2 separate regions of the Homo sapiens genome follow, and region 1 is linked to region 2. A link is a loop called in an ENCODE intact Hi-C map of the cell type or tissue named here. Cell type or tissue: OCI-LY7. All regions are shown on one strand. Links, peaks and the distances in the headings refer to the core of each region. The heading gives the core; the rest is flanking DNA.

The links. A loop is a pair of places that touch in the nucleus more often than their neighbours do. Peaks named below come from ENCODE experiments on the same cell type or tissue, not always from the same donor. Only the 100,000 strongest peaks of a DNase experiment are listed, where the experiment ranks them.
Region 1: it touches region 2 in a loop (10-fold over the local background); 4 of 110 quality-filtered maps call a loop at or near these places.

Annotation. Positions count from the first base shown.
Region 1 is chr10:25,874,324-25,877,127 of GRCh38, forward strand. No RefSeq gene overlaps it. Among named protein-coding and RNA genes, the nearest start is that of MYO3A, 59 kb to the right of the region's middle. RefSeq lists a silencer at 1,342-1,521. In OCI-LY7, for the core only: CTCF peaks have their summits at 1,424 (motif pointing right) and 1,644; a DNase peak (open chromatin) is centred at 1,458.
Region 2 is chr10:26,156,200-26,159,003 of GRCh38, forward strand. MYO3A (myosin IIIA) reads left to right here. Exons shown (of 35, transcript NM_017433.5): 26 at 1,111-1,316. Among named protein-coding and RNA genes, the nearest start is that of GAD2, 59 kb to the right of the region's middle. In OCI-LY7, for the core only: CTCF peaks have their summits at 1,724 (motif pointing left) and 1,927; a DNase peak (open chromatin) is centred at 1,712; H3K4me3 peaks cover 383 bases; H3K27ac peaks cover 1,103 bases.

The sequences.
Region 1 (2,804 bases), core at 96-2,595, 280 kb before region 2:
GAAGAAGAGAGGAGGGAAAGGAAAGGAAAGGAAAGGAAAGGAAGGGAAGGGAAGGGAAGGGAAGGGAAGGGAAGGGAAGGGAAGGGAAGGGAAGGGAAGGGAAGGGAAGGGAAGGGAAGGGAAGGGAAGGGAAGGGAAGGGAAGGGAAGGGAAGGGAAGGGAAGGGAAGGGAAGGGAAGGGAAGGGAAGGGAAGGGAAGGGAAGGGAAGGGAAGGGAAGGGAAGGGGGAAGGGAGGGGAAGGATAGGGAAGGGAAGGGAAGGGAAGGGATGGGAAGGGAAGGGAGAAGGAAGGTGAGTTGGTTCTCACCTATAAGCAAAGAACTAGCTCTTGTCCAGAAGCTTCCTCGAGAACACAACCTAGTGTTCACTGCCCTTCAAATAACTAAACACAGTGTGCAAGGTGGAATGCTTACATATGTCTCTGATGCAGAAGTTTAGCAAAGAGGAAGATACCTATAATTCGACTCTTCCAGAGAGTATTGTTTAGACAAACTGTAGATTATTGTAATGTCATAAACCTATACAAGAGCCTTATAAGAAAAGGCCACAAATGCATTATGATGACATGATTTATGTTATACCTTGTCCTATGAGGAATCCTGGAGAAATTCTTGTCTGACCCTAGAATCAAAAAGACTTGGAATTTTACTGAGCTGTTGTATTTGCTTTTAATTTCATGAACACTCTGAGTCAGATCTGTTCTGGTTTCCTTTTTGACCCTGCCTGGGAACGCTGTAGTGGGCTTTCAGCTGTCCACAAATTTCTGCCTCCTCTCCTTACACATGGAAGACCTGACTTTTCCCCTCTCTTGTGGGTAGAGACATGAGGCAAGTTCTGGCCAATGAGAGTGAGTAGAAATGATGTGATCAGAGCATTTAATTGCTAATGCAAGATTTTTCAAAGCTCTTCCCCTCTGCCATGGTGGCAGGCAGTGTGAGTGACAATGGCTGCTCCATTCGCTTAGAAACCAAAAATAAGCCTGAGATCTGTAACGAAAGAGAAATTAAAGCACTGTTGTCAAAAACTCCTGAGATTTGGGAGCTGTCTTTACCATAGTAGAACCTGGTGCATCCTGATTAATACACAGCTAAATATATCATCGATGGGAGGATGGTCAGTTGTTATTTTACATGTATTTTGATTTAATTTCTTGATCACTTTGCCTCACCCTTGTTATCTTTTCTCATCCAATGCAGCCTAATGTTTTCAATTTTGTCATATTTTATGAGTTCTTGTAAGTCAACTTTGAGAATAGATGGGAAATGATTAAGTTAACTTAACGAATTTATGTGAACCCTGGAGAAACACCTCAGGGTGAGTTGGCTATGCAGGATAAACAGATTTTAAGTACAGCTGCTCTGGAAATTGTTTTCTTAACAGAGAAAATACCTAAGCTTAGGACTAGTAGCTGCATTTCCAGAGGGATGCACTAGAGGGCGCGTGGAGCTTGGTGTGCTCGACAGTCACGGTACCCTTTGGCCTTCTTGGGTACACTGAGAAGAGATATTGTCAAGGGATTATGGCGGGAGTTTTTGTTTGCATGATTTCCTATATTCGAAATTTCAGAAACTGGTATTGATTTACTTTCTTTTTATGCAAAATTGACCCTAAGAAAAATGAGGTTATAAAAATGTTCACTTGTCTGTAACATTATTTTATTATAAAATGTTAGAATTGAAGAGCATCTTAATGGAGGTTTATGGAGTCTTTCTTCACATCAGGAATTATTTTTCAATGCAGAATTCCACCCAAACTTATTCAATGTTCTGCTAATTTTCTGACCTCTTCCCTCAAAATTAACATGTCCTAGCTTCTATTTCCTAGGAGGGGCTTATTAAGTGGCCAGTTTGTTAATCTGGTTATCTAATTTGAAACAAAATGTTAATGGCTAACAATACCTTAGCTATTAACCATACCTACCTGTCCAGATAGAATTGTTTTTAACTGGCTGTAACATCAACATAAAAGGGAACAACATGGGTAAGTGTGGGAGTGGATTCCAGGTGTCAGTTTCATAAGCAACCTCCTGTATGATATTCATCCAAGACAACAGCTTTATTCTCAGGAGAATTACTACTCATATAATAAGTTAAATCTGGTATGATATTCATCCAAGACAACAGCTTTATTCTCAGGAGAATTACTACTCATATGCTAAGTTAAAATGTCATTAAATATTTTATAGAGGAATTTTGTTGTTCGGATTCCCTGTTTGAGGTTAATGCTACTTACTGCTTCTGGAGTTTTGGTAGGTTATAAGCTGTTTCTGTGGTTGTTCAGATCTTTGGTAATAGTAACAGGAATTGGATACAGGGTTGAAATGCATTTGTTAATCTCTAAACATTCTTTTAGTCAATAGCTTTAGCCTCCTTTCTTTTGAGGAAAAGTAAGGATAAATGAAAGAACACAAACTTTGGAGTCAAATAAATCTGGAGTTGGCCGGGTGCGGTGGCTCACGCCTGTAATGCCAGCACTTTGGGAGGCCGAGGTGGGCGGATCACGAGGTCAGGAAATCGAGACGATCCTGGCTAACACGATGAAACCCTGTCTCTAATAAAAATACAGAAAATTAGCTGGGCGTGGTGACGGGTGCCTGTAGCCCCAGCTACTCGAGAGGCTGAGGCAGGAGAATGGCGTGAACCCAGGAGGCGGAGCTTGCAGTGAGCCGAGATCGCGCCACTGCACTCCAGCCTGGGCGACAGAGCGAGACTCCGTCTCAAAAATAAATAAATAAATAAATAAATAAATAAATAAATAAATAAATAAATAAATAAATCTGGAGTTAGATACAAACTATCATCAT
Region 2 (2,804 bases), core at 272-2,771:
GATCACATCTGAGCCTCAGTGCCCAAGAGGAAGCCATGCAAATTCAGAGCTTTGTCGGTTGCCAATTTCAGCATTTGTTTTGCACTGGCTTTATGACTGTAGGCTCTTACATTTCCAACACTAAACGGGATCCAGCCGTCAATTGCTATTTGTGTCCATACATTACCTCACCAATAAATGTGATCCTGGTCTTTGAGATACTCGCTTTCTGGGATTCCACTTTTAGTTGATTATCCTAATATGTTATACTTACTTGTCTAGTAATTGGCTACTGTTTTAATAAGGTATTGCTATAGAACACAGTTTCATATCTATGTGAATTTTTTAAATTATCCAAAAATAAATAAGAAAATGATCAAATTAGAACTGATGAAAATATTTAATTGGATTTCACTTTGCTTATATCTACTTCTTACATATTAAACGCTATTGACTTTTCTGTCCTTATTTTAAACTAAGAGATGATCCTAACAGGGATTAAGGTGTTCCCTTTTTTTTAATTGTATTTTAAGTTCAGGGGTAAATGTGCAGTTTGGTTATATAGGTGAAGCTGTGTCATGGAGGTTTGTTGAACAGATTATTTCATCATGCAGGTATTAAGCCCAGTACCCGTTAGTTATGTTTCCTGATCGTCTCCCTCCTCGTACTCTCCACCCTCCAATAAGCTCCAGTGTCTGTTGTAAAGTATTCCCTTTTTTACCATCTATAAAGAGAGAGTTGGACAAGGAAATTAATATATAAGAAGGATTAGTAAGATTGTATAATATTATAATTTGGTAAGTTAGCCTAAGAGTATATAATTGCTTACAAACTACATCAAAAATAATTTTATCTGTTAATTAAAGTTGCCTTAATGGTTTATAAGCAAACTTTTAATAGCTAAATTTCTAGTTACTGCCTCTACATTTTTATAAGTAAATCTGTATTTTTTAGAACTATACTATAAATAAAATGTTCATTAAAACAGATTTTCCTCCATTTACTGTGACTAATGGGAGCATTTATAACATTCATTTTTTGAATGTTATTCTTGTAGTAAAAAGAAAGGCCTACAAGCTCATACGTTTTTGTATGCTACATTGGGAAATTTATTTTTGTTGTGTATTATAGTATTCCCTGATGGATTTGTTGTCTAAAATGGTGGTGGGCCAACCTCATTTTGTCCGTTGCATCAAACCAAATAGTGAGCGTCAGGCAAGAAAATATGACAAAGAGAAAGTTCTGCTACAGCTTCGGTACACAGGAATTCTGGAAACAGCAAGAATTCGAAGACTAGGATTCTCCCATCGGATACTTTTTGCTAACTTTATAAAGCGGTATGTGGATTTCTTTTTCAGTTTCTATTGTGCAGTTTATATAAAAATCATTCAGAAGAATTATAAGAAACATAATATGAAAAAATCTTTAGAGGTCTAGGAGGGAGGCATTTTGTTCATGCAAATGATTATGTGTTGAAAAAAGAAGATAGCTATTAACTGAGGCTGAAAGACTCTGGACAGATGGGTGGTACTATGTGGTATAGGCAGCATGATCCAGAGGCGTGAGCTTCTGTACTGAGGAGTTGGAGAATCTGGGTTCTCGCCCTAGCTCAGCCACTTGCTATGTGACTGTAGGCCTATACCACTGATTCTCAGCTGGGAGAGATTTTGCCCCTCAAAAGACACTTGGCAATGTCTGGAGACATTTCTGGTTGTCACATCCTGTGTGGTGTAGGGGCGTGGGGGGATGCTACTGACCTCTAGTGGGTAGAGGCCTGGGAATGCTGTTAAACAGCCATTCTACAATTTACAGGATGGCCTCCCCACAACAAAGAATTATCCAGCCCCAAATCTCAACAGTGCTGAGGCTGAGAAACCCTGGCCTATAACCCTAACCTCACTTTACTCGCCTACCAAATCTGCTCTAACTACCTGATAGGATCCTTATAATGATCAAATGAGATACTGTCTCTAACGGTGATTTGGAAGATGAAACAATTAGGTTTATGTGTCAATTTAAAAAGCTAACATAAATTTTTTTAAAAGAATCAATTGGTATAAGGAATGTTTTATTTTATTTTTTTTTTTTTTTTGAGACGGAGTCTGGCTCTGTGACCCAGGCTGGAGTGCAGTGGCGCGATCTCAGCTCACTGCAAGCTCTGCTTCCCAGGCTCATGCCATTCTTCTGCCTCAGCCTCCCGACTAGCTGGGAGTACAGGTGCCCACCACCATGCCCAGCTAATTTTTTTTGTATTTTTAGTAGAGATGGGGGTTTCACCGTGTTAGCCAGGATGGTCTCGATCTTCTGACCTTGTGATCCACCCGTCTTGGCCTCCCAAAGTGCTAGGATTACAGGCGTGAGCCACTGCGCCCAGCCAAGGAGTTCCTTTTAATATTTGAGATTAACATAAAATAAATTAAGCTATATACTAAATATATTTTATTGAGTAATACGTTATTAGTAATGTGAAGGTTCAATATCTTATATATTTAATATTTTAAATGCCCATATTTTTTATATTTTTTCAGTTCTATCATTTCTATTGGTCATTAAACATAATGAAATTTCCATTTTTAAAGATGAAGTCTATTAAAATTTTCAGGTGAAACCCAGTATTTGAGGAAGTCCCATTTATAATATTCTTCACCCTTTTTCAAAGTATATAAATTACTATTAAGAACAAAACCGTGTTTTGTGATTGCACATCAAACTTGATTTCTAATTTTCCTCCCCTCCTCCGTAAAACTTTATGCATTTTATTAGCCATTCTTTTACTTGGAGTAACCAAGACTCCTTCTAAATGTGATGAGAATTCTGATTATTTC